2 separate regions of the Homo sapiens genome follow, and region 2 is linked to region 1. A link is an interaction called in ENCODE POLR2A ChIA-PET data of the cell type or tissue named here. Cell type or tissue: A673. All regions are shown on one strand. Each heading gives the region's core, and the rest is flanking DNA. Links, peaks and the distances in the headings are about the cores only.

Region 1 (5,379 bases), core at 239-5,238:
AGACAATAGCATGATCACCAGCTGTGCTGCCATTTCTTCCAACAGTGACCATGGATATCTTTGCTGTGTTCCTGAAACTCTGCAGACAGTCCTAAGGGATCCAGTGGGTCCTCTGATGGACCCCAATGCTGGAAGTCACGCATATAGCTCTGAAGAGTTGTCACAAGAAATGGCGTTTCTGGAGGATGCACAGGAAACTTTTCATTTGGCATGAAAAAGGCTATTGGATTTGCAAAGACTGCAGAGGAAGAGTTTAAATTCTGAGCCCTCAAAACAGATTTTTAGAAAAGTGTCTTCCAACCTTTGTTTAGTACAAATAAAGAAGATAAGACAACACCCTTCCCAGGATCTTTCTCTTGGATTTTTTAATTTTTATTTATTTATTTATTCATTTATTTTTTGCCTATGATGGGGGTACTATTAGGAAAGGGAGATCAAAACCTCTCGCTCCTTAGGTTGTATGTAATGCTTACTCAGGAAATATGAGCCAACATTTTGGAATCTTTATCATTATATATTAGTTGCCTTACTGATGAACTCTACGGAGACTATCGTATTTACCAAAATAGAATGACATCTCTGCAGAATCTTTTATCATAGGATTTCTTGGTCAAATCACCTTCCCTCTAATTTGCAGAGATGAGAATAAAAATCAAGAGAGGTCACTAGTTGAAGAATAAGTCATCAGCAGAAGCTGATGATCTCAGCCTCCTTCAGTCTGGCTTGGAGCCAGGTGATGGGTTCAGCGCACGAGCCTGGCCTTCTTTCCCAGCCCTCAATATGCATATTTGCTGCAATGGGTACATGTAGTTAGTGCTGAAAACAGGTGTGGGGTGGAGCAAGTCCAGTGGCTCTTTAATTATTTGAAAATTTGAGGTCAGTTAAGTTTCTCAATTATTAATGATCATCCTTTGGACATCAATATGCCAAGTACTGCACTTGTCACCCAGAAGAGGAGGTGAGGTTGTGACGTTTCAGCATTTCACTAGGATGGAAGAAGAATCAGGCATGAAGCCACCAAAGAAGGACATGGACGGTCATCAAAATGGCAAAGAAAGCAATGTGAAGGGAGTGCTAAAGGGAAAGGGTGTCAGTGTCCTGGCAGTGTAGCCAGGCTGAGGTTGGAAGAAGCCATGAACAAAGCCTGGTTCAGAGAGAAGGGGAAGCCACGTGGTAACATATTGTCCAGGCAAAGGGCAAGAGTCTTCAGGTGTATTAATGACTGGATAAAGAACGAACATGATTGGAGCCACAGGGCTGTATTGTGCTGCAGCAGGTGCTGACGAGGTGGGGGAGAGTGCGGGTGGAGATATCAGGAGCTATGCACAGGTTCTGAGCCAGATATGAAATGGGCTTTGAACCTAGTTGGTCTGAGCAGCTGCATTTGGTATCAATTAGCATAAAAAACAATTGAAACCAAAGAAATCTGCAAGAGGACAGCTCTAATAATCTAGCATTGAGAAGCATAAAAACTGAACCTGTGTTGAGACATTTGGAATGGAGAAAAAGACCCTAAGACAGGACATAGGGCAGAGGAACTATTAGCCAGGGCTCAGCAAAGAAATGGTGATGGAATTGGAGGAGAGATATTACATGTGTTTTTTGCCTCTTGGAATTTTTGAGCTGGAAGAGCCCTTAGTCTAATATCATTATTTTACAAATGGGAAAACCAAAGCACAGAGGGGCCAGTGAAGAAGTTGTATCTATAGACTTCCAGGTGGGCCAATGAAATTCAATTAGGTCTATATTTTATTTGGAAAATAACATAAATATGTTTTAGGTTTCAGACACAGAAGCTTAATTAACTAATACGGTGTGTCAAGCAGAGCACTGGTTTCAGGCTTTTGACTTTTGCATTCTGATTCCAGAAAACTTGACCCCTGATAAGCTCTGACCCTTGATCCCTGGAGACCTTTGGGAGGTAGTAAGTTACTTTGCATTGGGGCTACTACGGATGGAAAGGATCAGGTTCTCCAAAAGCCACTGGAAAACATGGTGGGGCAGAAGACTGGTGGGATCTCAGAGCTACACCCTGCTCCCTGGGGCTCTGAGATCTGGGAGCGGTCAGGCTAGACTGTATCTTTCCCAGGATGTCCCATTCTGGTCTGGGTCATCTGGCTTCTACCCAGACTCGCGTCAGCCTCCACACTGTGATTATCCATGACACTTCAGCCAGCAGCATCTCCACAGCACAGTTTATCAAAAAAAAAAAAAAAAAAAAAGATCCTTTCCCAGGAACTGGGAACGCGTTTCATTTAGCTTCATTTAAAATACATTGTTAAAGCGATGTGCTCCACGGAGCTGCCAAATGCTATAAATATGTATGAAGTCGCAGTAGCCTCCTACACCCATGGAGAGGCCAGTTTTGGGATGGATAACAGACAGGGGGAATTTTAAGTACATCCTGTTCCACTAACACTTGCTTCTTTTCCATTCTGTTCTTCCTCCTTTTGCTCTCTCCTGCTCACTAACCCCCCTCACCCCAGCAGAAAAAATAATTGCTACGAGGGCTGAGCCTGAAGATTTCTTTTTTTTTTTTTCCTTAAAGTGTTGCAAAACCTTAAAACTGTAAGGGAATAACAGCTTTCCCCACAACACACAAACACAGCTCTCCTCTGGCAAACAGGAAACACTCCCAGGGCTGTGGGCTCCTGAGCCAGGAAATGGGTCTTTGCTGCTCTGGTTACCTTCTCCTCAGGTTCTTCCTGGGCATTCAATGCAGTTAAAAATAGTAACCACCAAAACCAGAAGAAAAGATGATTTCATTGTCTAACCGCTGCAACTTGTGGCCTGATTTGGGTGGTGGCAGAGAGGGAGCTAATCCTCTGAGTTGGCGCCTTGGGAATTCTCTTAGGGTCGAGCTGGTCCCTGCCCCAGGATTTCAAAACGGGGTATCCCTGAGGAGCCAGCCCAGCTCAGGAGGGCGGCGTGTTAGGCAGAGCCAGCTTACCACACTCGTGCACACTGTGGGTGAGGCAGCTGGTGGAAATGCAAGATCTCTCCGTGGCCCAGCCTGTGAGCAGTGCAGGTGGCACACACCCGCCCTGGCTTGGGAAGGCAAGGCTGGGGGCGGAGCCTGTCTGCTATCTGAGCTAGTCATTCCTGCAGTGGTCTGGGTAGTGTGCATCCTCAGCTGGCCCTGGCAGGCATAAGAATTTGTAGAGTATGCTCAGTTCCACTCAGCATAGGGAGCTGTCACAGTGACAGGTACAGAAGGGACCCAGTGGGCTTCTAAGGCTATGTGAAGACAAAGATAGTTTGAGAAGGTACTTTATCGGGGAACCTGCCCTGATATTCATGTAGGTTCTTTTCTATTTTCCCTAAGCATTGGCCAGCTTGAGAAATAAAGGGACAGAGTACAAAAGAGAGAAATTTTAAAGCCAGGCGTCTGGGGGAGACATCACATGTCTGTAGGTTCCGTGATGCCCCACAAGCCACAAAAACCAGCAAGTTTTTATTACGGATTTTCAAAAGGGGAGGGAGTATGCTAATAGGTGTGGGTCACAGACATCAAGTACTTTACAAGGTAATAGAATATCACACGGCAAGTGGAGGCAGGGCGAGATCACAGGACCACAGGACCGGGCCTAAATTAAAATTGCTAATGAAGTTTTGGGCACCATTGTCATCGATAACATCTTATCAGGAGACAGGGTTTTGAGATCAACCGGTCTGACCAAAATTTATTAGGCGGGAATTTCCTCTTCCTAATAAGCCTGGGAGCGCTATGGGAGACTGGAGTCTATTTCACCTCTGCAGTCTTGACCATAAGAGACAGGCACACCTGGGGGGGCTGTTTATAAGCCTATACCTCCGGGTGCGTGTTCTCTTTCTCAGGGATGTTCCATGCTGAGAAAAAGAATTCAGCGATATTTCTCCCATTTGCTTTTGAAAGAAGAGAAATATGGCTCTGTTCTGCCTGGCTCACCGGCGATCAGAGTTTAAGGTTATCTCTCTTATTCCCTGAACAATTGCTGTTATCCTGTTCTTTTTTCAAGGTGCCCACATTTCATATTGCTCAAACACACATGCTGTACAATTTGTGCAGTTAATGCAAATATTACAGGGTCCTGAGGCGATATACTTCCTCCTCAGCTGACAGGATTAACAGATTAAAGTAAAGACAGGTGTAGGAAATCACAAGGGTATTGACTGGGGAAGTGATAAGTGTCCATGAAATCTTTACAATTTATGTTTAGAGATTGCAGTAAAGACAGGCATAAGAAATTACAAAAGTATTAATTTGGGGAACTAGTAAATGTCCATGAAATCTTCACAATCCACGTTCTTCTGCCATGGCTTCAGCTGGTCCCTCCGTTTGGGGTCCCAGACTTCCCGCAACAGTACTTGAGGGTCTCCAACAGTTAATCATGTTGAATAAAAGAGAGATCAGTTTTTACAATGAAGAACCTTGCTCCACCCCCTGCCATGCAGATTAAAATCCTCCAAAGCAGAGGTAAATTCACAGTGATGAAAAGATCCACATCCCTCTAAATAGGTTTATGGTCCTTAATTTTTAATTTGCTTTTTTTTTTTTTTTTGAGACAGGGTCTCACCCTGTCATCCAGGCTTGAGTGCAGTGATGTACTCATGGCTCACTACAGCCTCGGACTCTTGGGCTCAAGTGATCCTTCCACCTCAGCCTCCCAAGTAGCTGGGACTACAGGCATGAGTCAGCACACCCAGCTATTAAATTTTTTTTTCTAGAGATAGGGTCTTGCTATGTTGCCGAGGCTGGTGTTTAACTCCTGGCCTCAAGTAAGCCTCCCAAAGTGCTGGAATTACAGGCATGAGCCACTGCACCCAGCCTTGCCACTCATTGGGCAAGAGTTTTAAAAATAAGTTCTGTGTGCCTAGCACCTCCTGAAGTGTTGTGGGGATACAGAAGAGATATAAGAGCTGTTTGCCATCTTTGAGGACTTTATAGTTAAGGAGAGAGAATGAACTCAGCTGAAGCAAACTGGAGACAAGACATGCAAAGCATTCAGCCAGGAAGTCCTGAGTGCCTACCAGACACTGCTCCGGGGAGGGCAGCTGTGAAATAGCATAAAGAAATGCCTGCTGTCAGGAGCTCATGCTCTAGTTGGGGGAGCAGGTGGAATAATAAGTGGGGTATATGCCATATGCTGGCTAATGCTGGATAATGGATAACAGGTAAGCAGAAAAATAAAGTGGCAAAGGGGGATAGGAAGTGTTGGGGAAGGGTTGCAATTTTAGGATAGGTGACTGGAAAAGTTCTTCCTGAGACAGTGACATTTGAGTCGAAACACGAAAGATACAAGTACTGAAACTGCATGGTTCAGGCTGGAAAAGGACAATCGTAGAGTGGTAAATTGGGAAATAAGCAGAGGACATTCATGCAGAGGCTGAGGCTATATC
Region 2 (5,379 bases), core at 165-5,164, 150 kb before region 1:
TTTTATCCCTTTTTAAATTAAAACATTATAAAAATAATCTGAAAAAGTAGTATCTGGTCATTGGTCCCAGTTGTATCTCTTCTTTTCTATGTTGCCAGTTTGTATTTTTTGCACATTCACTAAAAGAGAGAAGAAATCCACAGATCTGTAAGGCTAAGGTGTAAAAAGGAATACATTCATAACAGAAGCAAATAAACTCTTGAATGCCTGGTCTTTAAGACTGGGGAGTGGAGGAAAATATATTCAACAATTTATCTGACAAGAGAACAGAAACGGAGGATTAAAATTAAGGTTAAAAAGAGAATTTGAAAGCAATTATATGAGACAGGCAGAAAAACTTCATGCAAAAATCCTTTCTTTAAAATGTTTACTGTTATTTAAGGTTGGCCTTGTAATGAGGAAAATAGCTTCATTCTTAGAAATAAGAACATACTTCAGGTTTTTCAGGCCAACCAATGTAGAAAAACATGAAGTGAGTTCTGTGATGAGATAGGTTGAAGTAACCCCCAGTACATTCACTTCTCTAAAAATAGCCATTTCTTTCATGACAAAATACCTATAGAAAAATAATGAAAATTGCCATTCTTGGTCTTTAAGCCTCTACTAGTGGAAATGGAAATTTCCTCAGCTTTTAGAGTCCATATCTAAGGTCTTTAAAGACCTAAAGCCCATGCAGTGAGAGAGAAAACATTTGTGAGAGGCAGGAGGAATTAACTCCATAAAGAAATACCTCTCTAGGGAATGTAAGGCTTGATTGCAGAAGTAAATATTAGCCTCAAAGGAAAACCTTTTGCAGTAAAATGACAAAACTTCATGTACTTAACGCAAAGGGAAGGGGAATTTCTTTTTTGTTTTGAGACAGAGTCTTGCTCAGTCTGGAGTCGCTCAGGGTGGAGTACAGGAGTGTGATCATAGCTCACTGCAGCCTCAACCTCCCAGCTCAAGCAATTCTCCCACCTCAGCCTCCTGAGTAGCTACGATCACAGACATGTGCCACCACATCTGGCTAATTTTTTTCTTTTGTAGAGATGGGGTCTTGCCATGCTGTCCAGGCTGTATTTTTGATAAAAAGAAGAAAATAACCTTAAGCAAAATTTCCTAAGAACCCTGCATCAATATTTCAGGCATTTTCAGGGTTGATGTATGGAGCAGGGATTTGGCCTTGCTCCCTCTGGCTTCAGAAGACAGCATCAGTTCTCCTGGGAGGCAGTCACAGGTGTAGTCTCCAAGCCCTACAACAGTGGCTATCTGCCACGTGCCCTGAGCTCTGGGGAGCTGAGAATGTCCCAGCAGAGATAACATGACTGAGGATTAAAGAAGCAGTTGCTACTCGTTGGGGATTAGATTTGCAGACCTCTGAGATCCGTTCCAACATTGAGATCAAATGTTATTAAAAGAAACAACCACACACACACAAATCTCCTTCAGCAGGGCTGAAATGGGACCTGGGTAGGGGTGAGGTGGGGTGGCTATTTGGGGTGGGAAGATGGTAGGGATGGGGGAAGACCTGGGGAAGTGTTTCTAGCAGAGCCTCATCAATAGAAACAGTTTGGTTTCAAATGCATAGCTAAATTCACCAGCATGTGGTTGGGGCAGGTTCCCCAAGGAGAGAAACAGGGAATACCAGGGGCATGCTTCAGTCAATTGGCATTGCAGCCACTGGAGGGGACTTAGATTTCAAGGAAGACACCCCATAGCGTGGCATTCTCTGAGGCATAATGCTCAGAATTAGGGCCCCTTTTGTGTGAGGGCTGTACTGCTTGCTCTTCACTCTGAAATTGTCATTCTGGATTTACTGAGAAGGCATGAAATTAAAGTTGGTAGGTGAACAATACCTCTGGCAAATACATTGTATTTAGGAGTAAAGAAGATTTTTGTTTCTTATTCCATCTTAAACTAAATGTTTACCAAATTTTCTCCTTCATTTCTTCACTTAAATTAAAACTGAAGAACATGTAGTTTTTCAAGTACCAGAAACTGGGAGAGATGATAGATCACCAATGAGATGAATATTTTAAAACCTGAGTAATAATGTAATGGAAGACAGATTGAAAGTTAAATTGTTATTCTACTTGGAAAGAATTATGTACTAGGAAACTAAAGGGTAATACAATTCTTCAGTGTCTAATATTTTAGCCCCCGTTTCAAGGTGAAAGAGAAAAGATGTGTACAGATTTTCTCAATAAGAAAACTCAATTGTAAGTTTTTACGGCTGAGAAAAAAAATTCGTAGTCTTAAAGAAAAAGTTTGGGTCACATGAAAGTTCTTTATGAGAAACCTATTTGTCTTACAACCTCTATTAGTGAAGGAGGGAGTAGCTTTAGGTAAATAAAATCTCTGGAATAAGACAACAGAGTTTCATGATTTTCAGGCCAAGACGTAAAAAGAAATACAGAAATAAATATTTTTTTTCATTGAAATAAGTAACTTTATGCACAATCTCCTGAATAAAAGAATAAAATCTGAGATTTTTGAGGCAGAGGGTGATGGAGGGTAGGATGAAAATAAAGTATTTGTGATGGTAATAAGAAAATAGCTTCACGTGAATCTCTCTAAGAATCCTACTTAAAAATCTTTAAGGTATTGACAAGGGAAAACAAAGACCCAAAAAAAACCAAACAAGTCTTTAACTCCAGGGTAAAAGAAAGAATGAAAATGAAATGTCTAATTTCATGGAAAGGTAACTCCAGGCAATATCATCTCTCTAAGAAATTCTCCTGGGTTTCATTTTTAGGCTCTTCCAAAATTAGGACAAGAGCCCTTTCTTACCTAGGCTGTACCTTGGTTCTTTTGATCTTGAGATAGAAATTTCAGACACGAAGGGACAGAGGCCATTAGAGAATTTCTTATCACCTTTATCCTCATCATACAGTACCAGGTATGACCCTCGTGGCTCCTGTCCTCTGCCTGAAGAGGACTTTTTGAAGTTTCCGGTGGTCTTTGGCCCACATGGGGTGTGTCTTTGTTCATCAGGACATGGATGAAAGACAGGTTGCCAACCCCTTGCAATTAAGTGTCTGCAGGCACGAGCTCGTGACTATTTCAAGAAGGATTGCTTTTCACTTCAAATATATTACTTTGTTCAAAGCAGATCCTGTGGGCTTACAGAGATATCACATCTTATCCTCTACTTCATTTGGTTCACCGAAGGACAAGTGTATGCCTGTCCTCTTAGAAACAGGAAAAAATACAAAGCACAATTTCTCAGCAAAGAGGGACTCCTCATGGTGAAGTTGTTAAACAAAAAAAAAAAGGCGACGTTTTCCTCTTTGTGTCAGATGTGCAGCCTGGCTTTTGGGAAGAGGTTTATAAATCTTGCAGTGCCTTGTTTAAGAACAATAATTAGTAATGGTCTGTTAATCCCATCTGCTTCCCAGAAGGAGAAAGAGTCACTACAGGGATGGATTAGGGCCTCTCTCCAATCCTACGTAGGGACATCTGCAAAGACTCTCATAATAGATGTTAAAAGCTTGACTAGAGAAGAAGAAAGTTGCCTTAGAGAGAATCTCTAAGGTAGAGCAAGAAGTAGATAAGATAATACTACTGGGAAAATCTACTATATAAGAGAACAAAACTTCACATCTACTAAGCAGAGATAAATAAAAGGAATACTTATGATTACTGAAGGTTCAGGGGACTCAGTAAATTAATACCCATCTTCTCTGCATAGCTCTGATTGATCTGGGAATAGACTGAAGAGATGGACAGATGGAGATAAAATATCAGCTTCACTATTGAAAGAAAGCTACGCTGAATGACATGGCTTAGATCTGTTGTAAAAGGGGCTTGCAAATTCTTTCTTTGAATTAGAGAGGTGTACCCAGGCTAGCACAGCAGGACAACTGCAGGCCCTTAAACCACAGCAGAGTAGAACAAAGTGTGTGCTCTCTGTAGGCAGGCACGTTACTCTTTAGCCTTTTCTTCCTTGATCTCTCTGTGGCATTTAAAATAATTGACTATGCTTTTCCCAAAAACACTTTTTTTGCTTGGTTTCAGGGACAACAAACTCTCCTGGTTATCCTCTGACCGTACTGGCTATGCCTGCTGCTTTCTCTGGCTGGTTCCTCCTCTTCTCCCTGAACTGTGAATGGTGAAATGCTGCAGCGTTCACGCTCCCCTCCCCTCCTGCATCACACATGCTTTCTGTGATCTTATTCCATTTCCCAACTTTAAATATGGGTTATGTGCATTAGCTACCAAATTTACTATCGAATCTACCAAATGACTACCAAATTTATATCTCCACCTAGGACTTCTCCCTGAACTCCCAAGACTCATACATGCAACTGCCTGGTCAACATTTCCACTTGCATGTCCAGTTGGATGTTGAATTTGACACATCCAAAACCAACCCCTGATGTCTGCTTCCCATCCCACTCCTCTCTCAGTTTTCCCCTTCTCCAATCTTCTGGTTGCTAGGTCAAAAGACTCACTACGGTCCCTGACACCTTTTTCTCTCATGCCATACATTCAGTTCTTCAACAAATCCTGCCGGCTCTACCTTCAAATTAAGTTAAGAATCCTACCACTTCCCCCCACCCTCAAAGAAACTACCCTAGTCTAAACCACCATCAGTTCTGGCTTGGGTCATTGTAATAGTCAAAAGTGATTCATCACTGCCAGTACCCCCACAGTCTGTTCTCAGAACAGCAAAGTGATCTCAAGGAACACTTTTAAAATCTAAGTCAAATAAACACTTCTGTGCCTCAAGGCTTTCAAAGTCTCTCTATTTAATCTAGACTAAAAGCCAAAGTCTTTATTTTCCCTACCAAGTCTACAGAATCTGTTCCTACTCTGGCCATATCTGACCTCATCTAATCTCTAATCTCTCCCTAGAACCATCCTTTCCTGGCTGGGCGCGGTGGCTCCCACCTGTAATCCCAGCACTTCGGGAGGCCGAGGCGGGTGGATCACTTGAGGCCAGAAGTTTGAGACCAGCCAGGCCAACGTGGTGAAACCTCATCTCTACTAAAAATACAAAAATACAAAAATTAGCCAGGTGTGGTGGCAGGTGTCTGTAATCCCAGTGACTCGGGAGACTGAGGCAGGAGAATCGCTTGAGCCTGGTAGTTGGAGGTTGCAGTGAGCGGAGACAGCACCACCACACTCCAGCATGGGAAAACAGAGCAAGACTCTGTCTCAGAAAAAAAAAGAAAAAAAAAAAAAGAAGAAAAACTATCCTTTCTGGCAGCCTTTTTGCTGGTCTTCGAACAGGACAGGTATGCTTCTGCCTCCAAGTTCTTTTTATTCATGATGCCTCTATTAGATCTTTCTTCCAATATCATCCTCTTACTGAAGCCTTCCCTAACCATCCTATTTAAAATTGGACATCTGCCCACCACTCCCTGCGACTTCCACATTGCATCTCCCCTTCTCTAT

What was found. ChIA-PET counts read pairs that join two places held together with the same protein. Peaks named below come from ENCODE experiments on the same cell type or tissue, not always from the same donor. Only the 100,000 strongest peaks of a DNase experiment are listed, where the experiment ranks them.
Region 2: POLR2A ChIA-PET joins it to region 1 with 5 read pairs; 3 of 35 experiments call an interaction of 5 or more read pairs at or near these places.

What each region holds. Positions count from the first base shown.
Region 1 is chr12:13,176,865-13,182,243 of GRCh38, forward strand. No RefSeq gene overlaps it. Among named protein-coding and RNA genes, the nearest start is that of EMP1, 17 kb to the right of the region's middle. In A673, for the core only: no CTCF peak of the experiment used is centred there; DNase peaks (open chromatin) are centred at 2,487, 2,927 and 2,977; H3K4me3 peaks cover 786 bases; H3K27ac peaks cover 1,615 bases.
Region 2 is chr12:13,027,742-13,033,120 of GRCh38, forward strand. No RefSeq gene overlaps it. Among named protein-coding and RNA genes, the nearest start is that of FAM234B, 14 kb to the right of the region's middle. In A673, for the core only: no CTCF peak of the experiment used is centred there; no DNase peak of the experiment used is centred there.